Regions from separate parts of the Homo sapiens genome. Here regions 1, 2 and 3 are each linked to region 4. Evidence: chromatin contacts called from ENCODE Hi-C or POLR2A ChIA-PET data. All regions are on one chromosome and are shown on one strand. Each heading gives the region's core, a stretch centred on a gene start or an enhancer-like site at or near the end of the contact. The rest is flanking DNA. Distances are from core to core; before and after follow the strand shown. Region 1 overlaps ZMIZ1 (zinc finger MIZ-type containing 1). Region 2 holds the start of TSPAN14 (tetraspanin 14). Region 3 holds the start of ANXA11 (annexin A11). Region 4 holds the start of CERNA2 (competing endogenous lncRNA 2 for microRNA let-7b).

Region 1 (4,261 bases), core at 209-2,708, 4.9 Mb before region 4:
CTGACTGAAGTGGGAGGTCTGAAAATGCGGTGGCTTTCTGCAGGGACCCCCGCACACCAGAAAGAGGGTTCTTCAAGGCCCATCAGGGCAGCTTGAGGGATGCGAGGACCTTTGGCGACACTCTCAGGTTTCCAGTCCTCTAGAGGGAGAAAATGGTCAGGGGCGGGGCACTGATGAGGCCTTTCCGGGGAGCCCTTCCAGGACCCATAGTGAGTCCCTCGGGGAAGCTCACAGTGTCCTTGTTCCCCAGGATCTGATGGGCTGTGTGCCTTTCCAAACTGATGCACAGAGCTGGGAGCTACCCCCATCACCCAGAGTACTGGGCGTGAGGACCCCTGGGTGGGCCAAGCAGGCAGTCTGCTGTCCCCCTGCCTGGCCAGGCTCAGGAAGTATGACCCTTTTCCTCCCTCTCAGTAGCCCCAGCCATGGCCCTGACTTCTCCTTAGAGCCACCCTGGGGCTTCTCTAAGCCGCAGAGACCCTGCTGGGTTCCCCAACTGCTCCCACCCCCCGTAGGGTGAGGCCAGGCCTTAGAAGTGCCTGGCCTGGGGCAGTGGTGCTGCTTTGTGTGTACTGGGTGAATGGAGAACAGGGGATTTAGCCAGGACACTCACATTTTCTGAGACTGAGGCTCCCAAACCACCCTGGAGAGTTGTTGGGTCTGAGGGGAGGCCCGGCCCCTGTGATTTGGCTTGTAAAGCTCCCCAGATAATTCTGATGCTATTGGTAGAATCATGGCTCCCAACACTAGCCCTGAAGTGATTGTATCTGTAGTCTGGTGCCAAATTAGTGTGTGACCTTTGGCAAGTCACTTCCCCTCTGGGGGCCTGAGTGTCTCATCTCTGCCTCATCTTTATCTCATCTCTAAAAGGTAGACTCCACTCCAGGGCCTCAATACCAGCCCTGTGCCAGAGAGGTGGGGAGAGAGGAAAGTGAGAAAGAAGCTTGGGCCATGTCTTTGGGTGCCACCACCCGCATCTGGGTGTGCAGTGGGAAATATTAGGGTGCAGCACGGCAAGAGAGAATTAGATGAACAGAGGCCTATGCTCTACACCCCAAGAGCTATAGAAGGAAGAGGGGAAAATGGTGACTTTCAGGCTGGAGCGGCCTGAAACACTTCCCAGGTGAAACTTGATTTTGGAAATGGGCAGGATGAGAAAGGACTGTTGGGTGGGAGGACTAGTAGCTGCGAAGGCTTGGAAACCAGGAGAGGTATGGCGCTTGATGAGAAAGGAGGATGTCCCTCCAGATGGCAGGGGGGAGGTTAGCAGGAGCTCGAGGAGAGGTTGAGTGAGGCTGCTGCAACACCTTCAGGGCAGTGGGGAGCCATCAAAGGCTTTGGAGCCTCAGAGGCACTGGGACTCCTCCTGCTTCTAGGAGCAGGGCTGCTGCTGAGTAGCAGGCAGGAATCGGGCATAGAAGTTGGGAGTAGTGCGAGGTCGGCGTCCTGCTGTGGGAATGTCCCTGCCCCTGCTGACGCAATGGAAAGCCTCGTCTTGTTTCAGGGTTCCTGTTTTGTGGTTGCCCATGGTGGGGGGCGAGGGCAGCCAGCTCTGCCTTCTGAGGAGCTCCGGGAACTGGATGGAGCTTGTCCAGACCTCCCCACAACAGTCCTCTGCTCTCCTGGAAAAGAGAGGCAGTCCTGTTTGTGGAGTCTCTCCCTAGTCCCTCGGGGGATTCTAGCCAGGCCCAGGAGGCTTTAAATCAATGTGTGCATTTCCCTGGGGCTGGGACTGGAGTGGATGGGTGCCAGCGGGTAGTCTCTGGGCTTGCAGAGTTGGTCTCCCACCCTCCCAGGGCTCCAGTGTTGAATCCCTGCTCCCTGGGTCAGAGCCTGAGGCACTAGTGATTTACCAGCTCCCTGTCTGCCTCCCAAGAGCTTATGATCTGATGGGCAGCTTCACTGTGCGCAGAAGATTTAGCAAGGTCTGGTTCAACCCCTGTGTGTGGGAGGCCAGGACTGTGAAAAAATGGGGGGCATGTTTCAGAGAGGAAGGAAAAAGGAAGCCCAAGGAGCCCTTTTTCCTGCCTCTCACTTCTGCTGCTTCCAGGCCCAGCTCTAATGCCATGGCATGGCCCAGGAAGCTTTCCCTGGATCCCCACACCCAGCGTCCGGGGCCACTGTCTCCTTGCGGTCCTTAGCTCCTGTGCACATCCAGGATCCAGCGCTGTACATCAGTAGCTTCCTGTCATCCCTTGCCCACCTGGGTGTCAGCCCACTACACTGACTTGAAGGACAGGCGGTTCGTGACTTGCATCCACGCTGGGTGCTGCGTAAATGTCTGTCAGATGGCCAGCCCGGAGCATGAGGACATGGCGGCCCTGGTCACCCAGGCAGGAATTGAAAGGCTCGAGGTCTTGGCCCAGCTCTGGCTCCCCAGCTTGTCTGTGTGATGTGAGGGGTGCCTGCCTTTCTTGAGGTCCCTGCTTGTAAGGAGCAGCGTGGGATTTACTGTGCTGTCCAGTATAGCAGCCACACATGTATTTAAATGTACATTAGTAAAATTAAATGAAGTTTTCAGTTCCTCAGTCACAGTAGTCACATTTCACGGGCTAGTGGCTACCAGATTGGACAGTGCAGTGGTGGAATGTTCCCATCATGGTAGAAAGATCTGTTGGCAGTGCTGTGCCTGAAGTGGTCACTCTGTGGCCCGCGGGCCTACCCTGTTGGCAGCTCTGGTGACTGCTCCTCTCCCTTTCCCCCCAATGCACGAGGGACCTCCCTGCCCAACTACCCGGGGCTCTTAAAATGGGGCCACCCGGTGTCCTTCCCAAGCCAGTGTCAGACAGTAATTATGAAACCCACATCTGTCATTTACCAGGTGACTTTGAGTAAGTCACCAAGGTTCTCTGAGCCTCTGTTTCCTGATCAGTGCAGTAGAGCTACTTGTCCCTGCCTGGCAGGGTTGCAGTGGGGAGTAAATGAGATGGGGCTAAAAGGCGCTTAGGTTGGTATCTGGCCCATAGTAACGTCTCAGTAGCTGGCAGCTTTCATCACTGTCAGGTGGATTCATCCCCTCGCAGCATGGGCTTAGTTCCAAAACTGGCTGGGCATTAGGTTCCCCTCAAGTTCCTGAGCCCGAGACTGGGTTCTCTCCACCCAGCTCCACCACCAGCCCCCTTCTGTCTGAGCCTCAGTTTTCTCATCTGTACAGTACTCCTGCCTGTCCTTGCCCTGTGTTGCAGCTGGAGACCTTGCTGTGCCCTGTGGAGGGTGGTGCCATCTGGGGGCTTATCCCTCCTTCCAGCATGGCCACTGTAACAGGAGAGCCTGAGAAGGTCAGGGGACAGAGGGGCACAAGTGTGCTTGCCACTTGTCTGTCCCAGAGAGAAGCTGCCTGGCTGTCCCTCCGGCAGCCATCAGGGAGGTCCTAGCATGTGTCAGCTCTGGAGGAAGTAAGCGTGGCCGGCACCCACGTGCCCACTTTCATTTCCCTCTTGGGGAATGAGAGGTGAGAGTCTGCACCCTGGACTTCTGAAGCCCGCCAGTGATTTGCACAAGGACTTCTTCCTTGAGGTCTACCCATAGTTTGTCAGGGTCTGTGAGCCCCTGCATTTCTGGGCAGAGGGTCTGTGAGTCGAGCCATGTTGAGGTGGCCCTTGGGGTCCAGCCATCCTAGTGAGAGTGGGCTTGCAGAATAAGGACTGTGAGTCCAGCCTTGGCTTTCAGGTGCCCAAAGGGTGCCTGGAGAACCCCTCGCTGAGAGGAAATTCTGGGAGCTGGGGAAGGGTCCCAGGAGCCAACACACGGCTTCTTGTCAAACCCTAGGTCCTGGCACCCACGGTGTCCTTGGTGTCGGGATGGGTACTGGGAGACAGAACAGCCTTCAGGCGCAAGGCCGGAAGACCATCCTGGGGAACAGACCACGCGCAGGGAGAAGGCACAGGAAGCTGGGGGGCCAAAAGGGGAGGGGCTTGCTGGGGACTTGTGGCCATTGTAGAGATCGAGGAGGTGAAGACTGGGCACTGCACTGAATTGGGGGTTTCCAGGTGGGGATGGGATGGCCCTCCTGTGGCTCCCCACTGTTAGGAGCGAGAGGCCCTCACCCCACAAAGGTGCCCTCCCAAGCTTGCTCCCTACGTCTGTCCCCCTCCTCTCCTGTCTTCTCCACACACCGGGACCTCTCACCCTGTCTAAGCCTCAGTTTCCTCATCTGTAGAACCGGAGACTAGTACTCATCCCCTAGGGCTGTGGGAGGATTAAAGAGCTCATTCCAGCCAGCACCTTGAGCACAGTGCTGGGATCTCATCGCCCCTGAGCA
Region 2 (4,149 bases), core at 706-3,205, 3.7 Mb before region 4:
GCCCACAGGCCCTGCATGCTTTGGCCCCCACCCACCTTCTCACTCCATCCTGGGCCTCTTCCCCTAGGCTTAAAACTTCAGCCACACTGATTTTCTTTCAGTTCCCTGACCCATCCAGAACTTACCCTGAAAAGGCACCTACTGCTCTCAGCGAGGAATGTCTCTGCCCAACTTTTCCCAAGGCTAACTCCTTACTCTTTTGACTTCAATTTCAGCATCGCCTCCTCACTTTCCCTGACTGCTTCATCTAAGGTAGCTTTTATTCTCTATTCTAGCCCCTTGTTTTTGTCCCAGCCTTTACTTCAACTTGTGATTATGTATTTGTCTTCTCCACTAAAAATTAACTTTATTGGGCAAAAGGCCTCAGCTGTCTTGTTCACTGAAGTATCCCACCATGCACACAGGGCCTGGCATATTATCAGGCACTCAGACAAACACTCACTATCTGCTGAATGAATGGACAGGTTCCCAGGGAGTTTCCAGAGCTGCCTGGGCTGTCACAGACAGGTTGCATCCCTCTTAATTAAACAAACAAATAAAATTAGCCAGGCACCGTGGCTCATGCGTGTAATTCCAGCACTCTGGGAGGCAGAGGCGGAAGGATTGCTTAAGCCCAGGAATTTAAGACCATCACTGGCAACACAGCAAGATCTCGTCTCTACAAAAAAAAAAAAAAAAAAATTAGCTAGGTGTGGTGGCCTGCACCTGTGGTCCCAGCTACTTGGGGAAGCTGAGGCGGGAGGTCGAGGCTGCAGTGAGCCATGGTCATGCCACTGCACTCCAGCCTGGGTGACAAAGCGATACCTTAGCTCAAAAAACAACCCAAACAAACCTGGGAATGGACTGAACAGTCTCCATTTCAAGATTTCCTCCTTCCATTGGAATTAACCTGTTGGTTGCTTGTACTGGCATGTGGCAACCAGTCTTAGCCCAGTTTTAATAGATCCCTGTTTGGTGTTACTCAACAGAGAAGACCACTCGGCCCTCAGCCACCGAATAAGTTTAAGAAACAGAGGTGTGGCATGCTTCATTCTACAGGTAGGGAGGCTGAGGCTGGGGAGCCGCCCCTGGCTATCCCTGGAAACCCCTCTACCCCACAGGAATCGTCCCAGCCATCTCTTTAGCGTAAAGGTGAGGAACAAATCTCAGCCACGATCCAAAGAGGGGCGCCACCCCTGGCTGTCCCTGGAAACCCCCCTACACCACAAGAATCGTCCCAGCCACCTCTTTAGCGTAAAGGTTAGGAAGAAATCTCAGCCACGATCCAAAGAAAGCTTGGTATTTTTAGCACCAAGGCCAGAAGGAGCGTGTCCTTACTCCTTGGTTTACAAAGAAATAAAAACCTTTTCCCCATCCTTCTTTTGATTGAAGACTACCCCCGCCCCCAGGCTCCAAAGCCGGGCAGGAACGCCTCTTATCTCCACCACAGCCATTTTCCTAATCCTTCGCCCGCTCTCCACGGTCATCCCGTGTATCCCTCGAGACGCCGCCTCCCACAGCTCGTGCTTCTCCCAGGTTCGGCTCCGACAAGGCCAGAGCGGCGTCTGCGCAGCGCAACGGCTCAGAGCGCTCCCGGCGGCTACAAGTGCCCGGCCCCGGGCCAGGCCCGGCCTGCGCCGCGCACCCACTGGGAGGGCGCGGACCGGGGCCGCCCCAAGCCTCCGGCACCGCCCAGAGCGGGACAAAGGGGCGGGCCGGCGACCCGGCCTCGCGGTCCCCGGTGCCGCGCGGGCCGGGAGGCGGGGTGCGGTGGGGGAGGGGCGAGGCGGCTGGGGGAGGGGCGGGGCCAGGGCGGGCCCAGGCGCCCGGGGCCGCACCGGGCGGCGCAGGGAAGCGGCGCCCCTTCCTCGGCAGACGGCAGGCGCCGCGCCTCCGGCCCCGCCCCTCCGCGCCCCTCCGCGCCCCGCCCCCGCCGCTCGGACGGCCCGAGTCGCGCCCTCCCGCCCCGCGCCGCGGAACTTGCTCTAACTTCCTCGGCCGAGCCGGGCCGCGCCGCCGCTGCCGCCGCCGCGCGCGGGTGAGTAGAGCGCGGAGACCTGGCTGGGGCGTCGGGCCCTGCCCCTTTCTTTGTCTGAGGCCGACTTCCCCGAGCGTTCTCCGGGGGCGAGGGCTGCTCCTTAGGTCCCTGTTTGGCCCCTCAGCCTCCCTCCCCGCCTGCCCAGGAGCGGCCCCGCGGGCGGCGCTGGCTTTGTCTGCCAGGATTGCTCGCTAGAGGTTGGAGGCCTCCGCCGGGACCCCGCTGAGCCGAACTCCGGCGCCGCGCGGACGAGAGCCGCGGCGGGCCCGGGGCCGGCACTCCTGGTTCGGTAGCCCTCGCCCCATCAGCGCGCCCCGGCGAGTGCGCGCCCGTGCCGGGCGGGGTGAGGGCGACGGGAGCCTGGACGGCCGCTGCTGCTCGGGGCTCTGCTTCTCGTCCCCAGCAGCGAGCTCGGGGATGGGCCACCCTTTCGGCTCAGTCACCCACCCTCGGCTCCCAGGAGATCGGGTCCGGGGTGGGGGTGGGCGTAGGCCGGGGCGGGCCGCCCCTTCCTCCTGCCCCGCCGTGGTTGTGCTCAGTCTCCCACGCCGCCGTGGGTCCCACTCTGCCCGGCTTGGGTTTGGGACGGCCGGAGTTTGAGTAGGCGGTGACCCAGCTTCTCCGCGTTAGTCGTGTGGGGTTGTGTTTGGGAGCAAAGCCTGACCCCTGACCTAGCCGGAGTTCTGGTAGAGTGAGGTTTGTGGCTGCGGACTGTGCTTGTCCCGGGCCGCTGCTGCTTCTCCTCCACCCCCAGGGGTGGGGTGCGGGTGGGTAGGAAGTGCCTGTGTGAGGGTGTGTGGAGGGACTTTGGCCCTGGGACCGCAGGAGCACTTGTCTTGGGGACTTAAAGTTGATCTCCGGCGAGAAACAGTCCGTGCTAGGGGGAGTCGGGGGAAGTCGTGGGCCCGGGTACTGGCCTGGGGCTGGGCGCAGAGCGGTGGTGAGTGCGGCGGTGTCACACACTCGTTGGCTGTGCTGGCGCTGCTATCCGGGAGGTCAGGCGGTGCTGGGCGGCTGTGCAGAGCATTGTATTGGAGCCTCTGCAGGTGTGCTCTTGGCAGTGGTCTGCTCTCCAGGGGATCTTCCTCCCTTCCGAGAGGGAGTTGCTCTTGGGCTAGTGAGAGAGTGGCCTGCCAAATCCTCAAAAGTAGCCTTCCCCTTGCCCCTTGACCTTGAAGTCCAGAAGCAGTTAGTGCCTGCTGAGTGCTCCGGCCACCCTTCTCTATTTGTGAAGGGAAACCTGGGGACAGGCCATCGGAGCACCCCTATGTCCTTGCCACATTTCAGCTAGCCGAGTGGTTGGTGGGGGCGGCCGTCTTTCCAGGGATCTTCCTGGGCCCTGGCACCCCCAGAATGAAGCCCAGACTCCACCATAATGGCCCTGTATGCCCTTCTATCCCCTTAGCTGCTGGTGTGATCATAGCCTCAAATTGCTGGGCTCAAGTGATCCTCCCACCTCAGCCTCCCAAAGCACAGGGATTACAGGTGTGAGCCACCACGCGCAGTCTGATCCCACTCCGATCCCTAACGTTATAGTGACAGGCCCTGGAAACCCAGGGCCACCAGATGTATTTTCCCTTTCCTTCTCATTGTGTTGCACCCCAACTTCAGTTGGAGACTCTGGATATATCCATCCCCACATCTCTGAACTCCACTGCTTGGGCCACCTAATGTCATCCTCAGTTTAGTTAACAAAGCATGGTTGAGATTTCTGTGGGGTGCGAGGCATTGTTGCAGGCACTATTCCAAGTCTGGAAAGTCCCTCACCAGCTATGAACTTGGTGTGGTCTTAGAACCCAGGCTGGACATGGCATAGGTGCTCAGTAGTGTTTATTGATCTGAGCTTGATCTCAGCGTAGCAGGATCATTTAGGGAGACGGGGTTGTGGGGGGGGTCTGAGCCCATGGGTGCTTCTGAAGGTTTGTGGCTGCCCCAGGAAGAAAGGGCATGGAGCTGCAGAATGGTTGGCTGCCCAGGGAATTGTCCCCTTCACCAGCTGGGCAGCTGTGCTAGTCTCTGAGGACTGGTGAAGGTCCTTCTCATGTAGGAAGTGGCAGTATGAAGTGGGAGAGGAGATGGCTCTGCCCTGAAGGTTGTGGCGGCAGTGAAGTGAAGTTCCCATGGAGGCCGGG
Region 3 (4,263 bases), core at 128-2,627, 4.0 Mb before region 4:
AGAAAAGATAGCAAGGTATGCAGGAGCCTGAAGTAGTGGGCACCCAATGCCAGGGCAACAAACTGCCCTGGCACCTCACCTGGCCTCTCTTATCAGGGAACACCTTGCAGCACAAAGAATGCCTTGAGGAAAGGGGCCCTGTTAATCCCCTGGAATCCCCAACAATTGACTGCCGCATAAAAGGAATGAGGAAAGCAATGAGAGCCAGTGAAGGGTGAGCATACCAGGCCCTGCCCTGCAAACCTAGTCCCTGTTGCGTGGGCAGGGCAGGGCAGGGCAGGGCAGGGGCTCGGCCTCACAGCTCCACTCCATGCCCAGCGCAGAGAACAGAGGGGAGAGCTACCACAAACGCCGAATCTCTACAGAGAGGTCAAGGATTGGAGGGCAGAGACAGAAATGCCCCGGGCTGACTGTTTCCAGCTTGGGCTAGCACTGGCTGGCTTAACTTTTCCCCTCCAAAGTCTCTAGGTAACAAACTTCGCGTGTCTCCTTTAAACCAACAGACCATTTTACCTAAGTCTTAAGGGCCTGGCCTGCACCCATGGGAGATACAAGTCCAGGAATCCCTTCCTGAAACTGGGGATCAAGGTTGGGGAAGGGGCGAAGGCACGCACAGCACCTGGGATGGCTCCCGCATTCCCTCAAACACTGGGGAGAGTTCCTTACAAATAAACTGCAATGGTAGCAGCTCCCAGGAATGTGCGTGCTCCCAGTTTCGGAGGAAAGTTCCTGAAGATAGCCTTCTCTGCTTAATCTCCCCAAGCCTCGCCTAGAAGGGCGCGCGCACCCTGGAGGGCTCCGCAGGGCTGCGGGGCCGGGCCTCCGGCACCCCTCCCGCCACCCGTTGCCTCCTGCGCCCAGGGTCACGGCCCCTGGCCCTACCCAGGCCCAGACTGAGACCCCGACCCCTGAGCCCGGGGGGACGGCGAGTGCACCCCGACCACACATGAGGGAGCAGCCCCAGACGCCGAGGCTGATCTAGGGGGCTGCCAGGCCGACACGGCCCGCCCGCGACCCGCCGACGCCCTCCCCTGCCCCCCACCCCCACGCCTGTAGTGCAACCAGGAAGCCGCAGGGCCGCGCTGGGCTGGGCGCCAGGCAGCCCCGGGCCTCACCCGCGGCGCCGCGGTGCACTGCCGCCGCCTGGTCCCAGGCCCCCAGCCGGCTCGGGACCCTCACTCACCTGGCCACGGGGACTCCGGACGCGAGGGGCGAAATGGGACGTGGGCGGGAGTGGCTCTCTCCGCGGGCGTCCCGGGCGCGGCGCCTGGGTTCTGCCTAGGGGCTGGGTCCCACTCCCGCTCGCGGGGCCCGCGGGGCACTCGGGGCACTGGGGAGCCGCGGGCGCAGCAGCCGTCAGCGCCGGGCGGAAAACTCCGCGGGCGCGGCTGCCCCAGGTGCCAGAGGCAGTGCAAGGGAGGGGCGGGGCCTGAGCGCGGCCCCGCCCCCAAGATGAGGACTGGGCACGGCGGGCCCGCGAGGAGCAGCAGCCTTCCGGCTGCGGAGCTGCTCCAGGAAGTCTCGGGCTCCGGAGGTCCCTCTGCCGCCCCTAACCCCTGCGGCGCCCAGTGCCGCGCAGAGCCGCATTCGCCCTCCTGCAGGGGTGGGCATTTCCTAAGTCCTCTCCAGCCCCGTGTGCGTCGGTTAGTGACTCTCTTTAAGGTCGAGAAAACTTTTTACACTGAAAAGGTCAAACGCATTTCCTTTATAGCAACACTCGGTGGTGGTGGAGGGGGGAAGGTCACGCACAGTATGTGAGGAAGGGAGCGGTCAGTGACTATCGTGGAGAAACCTGACAAACCACCCAGCCGTCAAGGTGACCTCGACAGGGGTAAATCATACTGATTGCATGCACCGCTTGTGGTCTTCCTCCCAAGAACACCTAACCCCACTGTAATCATGAGGAAAACATCACAAATCAATTGAGGCCCTTGCCATATACATGACCAGTACTCCTGAAAACTAGCAAGGTCATCAAAAACAAGGAAAGTCTAGGACACTGTCACAGCCAAGAGGAACCCACGGAGATATAAAAATGACTTAAGATGTTAATAATAGGAAAAGCCCGGGTTTATGAGAATTCCCTGTATTCACACTTTTTCTGTAAATCTAAAGATGTTCTAAAAATAAAGCATATTTTTAAAAGGTCACCCAGGTAATATATGCATATATGGTAGGTATACAATTTTTTTTTTTAATGAGTGGTGGCTGACGCCTGTAATCTCAGCACTTTGGAAGGCCAAGACAGGAGGATGGCTTGAAGACAGGGCTTCCAGACTAGCCTGGGCAACATAGTGAGACCCAGTCTCTAAAAAACTAAAAATAAAAAATTCAAAAAATGAGTAAAAATTGAGATTCACTCTTCCCTCCACTCCCCCAGCCCACTCTTAGGTGTGTCCTTCCAAATATCTCTCTTTAACACTGTGTGTGTGTGTTTACATAAACGTATTGTTTACAAAACGATATTGCAGTACTTTTCTGCAACATGTTTTTTTACTCACTATATCTTGGAGGGTCTTTCCATACAAGTGCTCCTGAACAGACCTGGTTCTTCCCATCCACTGCACACTGCGCGCCATCGTGCGCTTCACCATTCTTCATTACCTAGCTCCTTACTGAAGGACATTTAGGTTGTTGCCTATGTTTGGCTGTTACAAACAAGCTGCTGGTTCGATTTTCCTTTTTTTTTTTTTTTTTCTGAGACGGAGTCTCGATCTGTCGCCCAGGCTGGAGTGCAGTGGCGCGATCTCGGCTCACTGCAACTTCCGCCTCCCGGGTTCAAGCGATTCTCCTGCCTCGGCCTCCTGAGTTGCTGGATCTACAGATGCCCACCACCACGCCCGGCTAATTTTCATTTTTAGTAGAGACGGGGTTTCACTATGTTGGCCAAGCTGTTCTCGAACTCCTAGGCTCAAATGATCCGCCCGCCTCGGCCTCCCAAAGTGCTGGGATTACAGGCGTGAGCCACCGCGCCCGGCCCGATTTGCGTTTTAAAGTCGCTCTGAACAATAAAATCCGGAAGGACTGGAGGGGAGGCTCCGACCTTCTCCCTGTCTGGGCAGGTGTGCTGGTGCCGGGCAGGAACGGTGCCTTGGGACAGCCTGGCCCCGGCCTCACAACGGGCCCCGGGCGCTCAGTCATATTCCGTGGCCGCTCCAACACCCCCTACCCCCACCAGCAGGCGCGGCTCTCTTTCGGGGCTGGACTGCATTTTTTGGACATGAGTCGGCGAGTGAGGGTGAAACTCAGGCCAAAGTCTCCAGAGCCGCTCGGAGAAAACGCTGCCTGGAACAGAAGAGCAGAGGATCAGAGGCACCACCAGAGACTCTCAGAGTGGGTTATTACCCTGGTGGGGGCGCCTGCTGCGGCGTAGGAGATGGCGGGACTGGGGGCGCGGGTGTGAAGCCCCCAAGAAATCTGTGTGAATTTCCTGGGGAGGTAAGGTCTCCAGGCGCTCTCTCTGGGCCCGGGGATTGGTCCGGGAAGGTCTCCTGGCGCCTACCCAGCCCCCACTGCCTGGACGCCTGCGCCTGCTCTGCCGCCCCACAGCGACCGCGAAGGCCAGCTTCTTCGAAAGGCCCATTTTTCTCCGTGGCTGAGCGAATGCTCCTAGAATACCACGTTTATAATAAATCATGTAGGGTGGAATTCCTGCTGGATGTATACACCTTTCTGCATCAGAGCTCTTCAAACCCAGAATGGTGAATAGCTACCCCTGGGCTTACCCTTTTATAATTTTCAACAAACCTGCGTTTAGCCCCGGCTAGGTGCCAGCAAGTTGCTAGGGACTGAGGAGGCTCTGCAGAGGACCCGAGCTGAGGCCCTAATCCTCAAGGCCAATGGCAGGGGTCACCGCCCAGGCACCCCCAGAGAACGCGGTGTGAAGGAAAAGACACCAAACTCGGTGTTCAAATGTGTGGGATCTATTCTAGTTCTGATTCTGACACTTGCAAGTCATGCATCCTCCGAGCCTCGGCTTTCTCACCTATAAAATCTTCAACGTGACCTATAAAAATCCATAAAATCACCCCTGCTTCATTGTTTCCCAGGGCTCATAGAAACATCATACAAGGTAAGGGAAGGTGAGTGCACTGTAAAAAATGGTGACGTGCTATATAGCTCTGAGTAGTATGGTATATAAGCTTCCTTTTTAAAAATTTTAATTTTAGGGCCAGTGTTGGGATTACGGGTGTGAGTTACCGCACCCGGCCTCTTTTGTTGTTTTCTAATAAGTATATATGACTATCATTTCCCTCAAAAGTC
Region 4 (4,416 bases), core at 1,917-4,416:
GTATTTATTAAAATCACCACAGCATACGAGGACTTTAGGTTTTGCCTAAGAGTTAGCTTATTTGCTTCTTGTACTAACAGGGCCATTGCTGCCAGGGCCCTTGCACATGGGGGCCAGCCTTTGGAAACCCCATCAGTTGTTTTGAGAGATAGGCCACTGGCCTTGGCCAGGGCCCTACAGTCTGGGTTAAAACTCCAACTATCATTTTTTCTCTTTCTGACACATAGAGTGTAAAGAGTTTCATCAGGTCAGGTAGCCTCAGGGCTGGGGCCAACACAATTTTTTCTTTTAAATTCATGAAAAGCTCATTGCTGTTGGTTGTAATAGATGTAGTTTATCTAATCTGCATTTTTATTGACTGTCATCTACCAAGATATTGATTTAAATCTTGTAACTATTTGATTTCAAGCTTTAAATTGATCTGGTATTCCTTGCGGGGCTTCAATTGCATCTAAATAGATGTGAGAGTTGAAAGACCTATAAGGGGCTTCTCTCACTTTATGATTTTTATTTTATTTTATTTTTTTCTTCCTCTGGTTGATGAAGTGCCAGGGTAAAAGGGATAGCCAAATGGACTAAAGCACAAGTGCCACTCTAGTTATTCAGCAGAGTGCCCAGTAAAGGTCCACCACAATACCACCACACATCCACTCGGGGATGAACAAGGGCTGACTGATTGATAAGCTCTTGAAAATTCTTAAGCTCACTGCATCCCTTCAGGTCTCCAAGGAATGCTAAGTCTCCTCCCTGCCACGAGAGACAAGAAGTGAACTTAGCGTTGGGAGACAGAAGCTGGATGGCCTTCGGGGGCTGACCCTCAGGGACTTCAGGATATAGCAGAGAGAGCTTGGCATGACTTATTACTCCAGGCTGTAGAATCCTGGAAAACAGCTACCATGCAGCCCACGCCTGGTCGACTGGAGGACCACCTTAGTGGAAGGGGGACAATCAGGGCCTCTGGCCTGCCATGTGCACAAGCATAACAATTGCTTTTGTTTAATGTGCAGATGGAATATTTGATCCATTTCAACCAGGCATTTGCATCTTGGTATGCTGTCTTAATTTCCAAAGTTTGTTTTAAGTCTTTAACTTCTATGATCCTCTAGTAAAAGGAATGTTTCCTTTAGTACCTATTTTTATTAGTTTTTAGACCAAAGAAAGTTAAACACCATTTTATATTTAATAATGCTTCTTGTATGATTTTTATACCAGATAAGCTAAATTTTACCTTTATATTAGTGTGTTATTAATGTTAAACTTAATTTTAATAAAACCTTGTAGATATATTTATCCAATTTTTCATGTTTGACCATAAGGTGAGATTTTATAGACTCTTTTTAACCTTTTATAATTTTTGTTAAAGAGCAGGTTGATGCTTTAAGAAAAACCTGTTGCATTTTTACTTTAATGTCCAGTTCACAGAAAAGCTGGATGATACCTTTTTAACTTTAGCTAATATGTTTATACACAGAATTTTCTTTACAATTAAAGTTTTAAAACTTGCTTAAACTTTCAAAACAATAATTTTTTAACCTTTTAATGTTGGTAAAAATCCACATTCTTATGCCTCCTTATAATCTTTTTACCAAAGGTATATTTTACTATTTTTATACACCTTGCACATAAACTGTTTCTTCAATAGTAGTACTCAGGAGGCTTTTTTGCATAAATTTTTTTATAACATTTTTTCTTTCACAACTTTCGCCGACAATTCTTCAACATGCCTCAACTTTCTGACTTATTACAAACATTTTTTTTCTTTAAACAACCAGTTAATTTATTTCAGGACAAGAATTTACCATATAACACTCTTTTTACATAAATTCTGCCTCCCCCCCGCTTTTTTTTTTGAAGATAACCATTCCTTTTTTTAAAGCGAACTTTCTTTATGTCTTTGGACTAGACTCTCTAAGGCCACAAGATTAGAAGTTACCACAATATATGTTATGCTGTTAACTTTTAGCAAACTTCACTTTTGTTGAAAACCTTGTAAGTTTGGGATTTCAATTATCCTTTGCTATTAATAAGACCTTGTTTAGTCTAAATTAACTTAGAATTGGTATAGATGGCCTCTTTTTTTTTTTTCTCTGCTGGTCTTTCCTTGCCTCTCCCAACTGCTTATGCTGCTGTTCTTTTAACTACTGTGGAGGGGAAGGGGGTCTAAAACCAGCTGTAACTGTCTATGTATGGAAACTGGTCTGGGTGCCTTGGCTTACAGGTTGCCCTGTGTCATACCGTTGAAACAAGGGACCTGTCCAGGCTTCTTTCTGATGACCAACCCACTCTAATGCTGGCCAGTCTATTTCACACAAAGTTCTAAGTTTTCCTGGTGTCACAGTAACATCGTAATCTCCCTTAAATTCTTTCTTGAAATTTTTATTTTTTTTAACATAGTTCCTAGTGGGGTGGGCTTATTTTTGCCTGACCCATGCTTCTTCAAGACAAAACACCATGTTCACACCACACACACACCACAAAACAAAAAACAGGTAAAAAGGGCACACACACACTTTTGCAGTTTACACCAAACCAAAATCAGAGTATCCAGAAATCCAAGCCAGGTCAAAACTAAAACCAAAGTATCACACAATCTAAGTCAAGTCAAAACCAGAACAAAAGTGTCAATGCAGGCATGCCGTGGGTGATCAGGCCATGTTTCCACCCAGATGGAGTAGGGCAAGTTCCAAAGACTAGTCTTACCAACTCAAGCCAAGTCAAAACCAGAACAAAATGCCAATACAGGCACACTGTGGGTGATCAGGCCACGCTTCCACTCAGATGGAGTGGGGCAAGTTCCAAAGACTAGTCTTACCAAGTTGTAGATGTCCGGACTCCAAGTGCCAGTTCCTTCCTGGTGTTCAGCCACTGTGTTAATCTTCCGTGGGGGCCTGCTACACGCTGCTCTGGCAAGGCGTTCCATTGGGGCAATTGCCTACCCGGGAGCGCTCTTTGGATCACGTCACTCAGGCTGGCCGGAGTTCCCCTCACGGATGCTCCACAGGGCAGGCCTAAGCCGCCTAAGGGGCTGCCTCGGCCATCCGTCAGTCACCTCGTTTCCCAGTCAGGGAACCAAGAAATGTAGCAGGGTGAGCCGCAGACAAAACCTCTCAGACACTGAGTTGTAGAAGGCAGGGCTTTATTCAGCTGGGAGCATCGGCAAGCTACTGCCTTCAAATCTGAGCTCCCTGAATACACAATTTCTGTTCCTTTTAAGGGCTCACAACACTAAAGATTTCACATGAAAGGGTCGTGATTGATTTGAGCAAGCAGGCGGTACGTGACAGGGGCTGCATGCACCGGTGGTCAGAGAGAAACAGAACAGGGCAGGGAGTTTCACAATGTTCTTCTATACAATGTCTGGAATCTATGAATAACATTGGTTTTTAAGTTATGAGTTGATTTTTAACTACTGGGTTTAGTCCAGGCAGGCCCAGGCCTGGTTTCAGGCCTGGCGCCGGGCTGCCTGTCTTTGGTTTTACTTCCTTGTTTTTTCTTAAAAGAGGTACTGAGTATAAAACAATATAAAACAATATGAGAGGGTATCTCTCTTCCCTCAGTTTGGGAGTGGAGGTTTGAGAGCAGCCCAGGCAGAGGCTCATCAGGGTGCATGGGAAACATCCTAATTTCTTCCGAAAAATATTCCTCCTACCCACCACCTCTCATAGGCCCAGGGGCTCTGAACCCTCTGACACCATCTGAGGCCAGAGCCTAGCAAGTGTTCAGGCACCCATGCACCATTATTAAAGGGAACTCAGACCCACTCTGATGGAAAAGGAGCCCAAAGCATTCCTGTCATCAGTCTCTACCCGGCTGAAGGATCCCCCGGCCTCCCTTTTGCCAGTCTGATTCCTCTGCTGGTCCAGGAAGCCCACCATGACCTGGCCTACCATGCCAGGCCATCTCCGACCCAATCTTATTCCATCTCTGCAGAGTGTCCCCTCCCTCCCCCACCTTCTGACTGAGCAACCTACGTCCCCTTCCTTCAGTATAGACAGCACTTACAATGCTGTGAGACAGTCACTTGTCTGCACAGCTTCCTCCACCAACAGGAGCTCCTTGAGGCGAGGCACAGTGTCTTCTGTGTCCCTGGAGCCAAGCGCATGGCTCAGCCCAGGTCACGTGTCCAGTGAATGGGTGGCATCTGAGCCTCCTGCACCTGTGGTCAGACTTTCCCCCATGCCTGCCCTGGGCAGAGGCTCCTCTCTTCCAGGCCTTGTTCAGGGTGACCCTGTACTTGAAGTGTCTTCTCATTTCATCACTGTCTTAAACATCAAAGTCCACCTGTGGCCCCACCTCCTTTAAGAGCTGTGTGAGCACCTTGGTGCAGATGGCTTCTCATACATGCCTCAATACAGGCTTGTGAGAGAGATAGTCCTGTGCCCATTTCACAGATGGGAAGCCGACTCAAAGACATTC

What was found. A loop is a pair of places that touch in the nucleus more often than their neighbours do. ChIA-PET counts read pairs that join two places held with the same protein, here RNA polymerase II (POLR2A). Pooled maps may share reads with other maps.
Region 1: a loop to region 4 is called in a map with no recorded cell type, with 11 times the contacts of the local background. The contact joins the enhancer-like site here to the promoter of CERNA2 in region 4. A Hi-C loop is called at or near these places in 7 of 37 single-sample maps with no recorded cell type and 3 of 50 pooled maps. POLR2A ChIA-PET finds 5 or more read pairs at or near these places in 1 of 52 experiments (GM12878).
Region 2: a pooled map shows a loop between it and region 4 (7-fold over the local background). The contact joins the promoter of TSPAN14 here to the promoter of CERNA2 in region 4. A Hi-C loop is called at or near these places in 7 of 37 single-sample maps with no recorded cell type and 4 of 50 pooled maps. POLR2A ChIA-PET finds 5 or more read pairs at or near these places in 1 of 52 experiments (OCI-LY7).
Region 3: a loop to region 4 is called in a map with no recorded cell type, with 6 times the contacts of the local background. The contact joins the promoter of ANXA11 here to the promoter of CERNA2 in region 4. A Hi-C loop is called at or near these places in 5 of 37 single-sample maps with no recorded cell type and 2 of 50 pooled maps.

The regions. Positions count from the first base shown.
Region 1 is chr10:79,247,118-79,251,378 of GRCh38, forward strand. All of the region lies in intron 7 of ZMIZ1 (zinc finger MIZ-type containing 1), which reads left to right. Among named protein-coding and RNA genes, the nearest start is that of PPIF, 98 kb to the right of the region's middle. RefSeq lists a silencer at 175-244, enhancers at 937-1,851, 1,852-2,765, 2,015-2,064, 3,475-3,554 and a cis regulatory region at 1,230-1,730. Within about 2 kb of position 1,459, at least 28 of the 41 ENCODE cell types and tissues checked have a DNase peak (open chromatin) inside an H3K27ac peak, as active enhancers do; they include GM12878, where a contact is called at or near this core.
Region 2 is chr10:80,452,355-80,456,503 of GRCh38, forward strand. TSPAN14 (tetraspanin 14) reads left to right here and starts at 1,956. Exons shown (of 9, transcript NM_030927.4): 1 at 1,956-2,017. RefSeq lists enhancers at 1,312-1,521, 2,265-2,782, 2,732-2,991, 3,022-3,071 and a silencer at 1,552-2,601.
Region 3 is chr10:80,204,160-80,208,422 of GRCh38, forward strand. It overlaps ANXA11 (annexin A11), which reads right to left and starts at 1,378. Exons shown (of 16, transcript NM_145868.2): 1 at 1,184-1,378. It overlaps LINC00857 (long intergenic non-protein coding RNA 857), which reads left to right and starts at 3,551. Exons shown (of 2, transcript NR_038464.1): 1 at 3,551-4,072. RefSeq lists a silencer at 722-1,601 and enhancers at 2,376-3,017, 2,788-3,987, 3,018-3,659.
Region 4 is chr10:84,168,910-84,173,325 of GRCh38, forward strand. It overlaps CERNA2 (competing endogenous lncRNA 2 for microRNA let-7b), which reads right to left and starts at 3,167. Exons shown (of 2, transcript NR_134505.1): 1 at 2,813-3,167. RefSeq lists enhancers at 2,486-2,987, 2,902-2,951, 3,302-3,541, 4,362-4,411.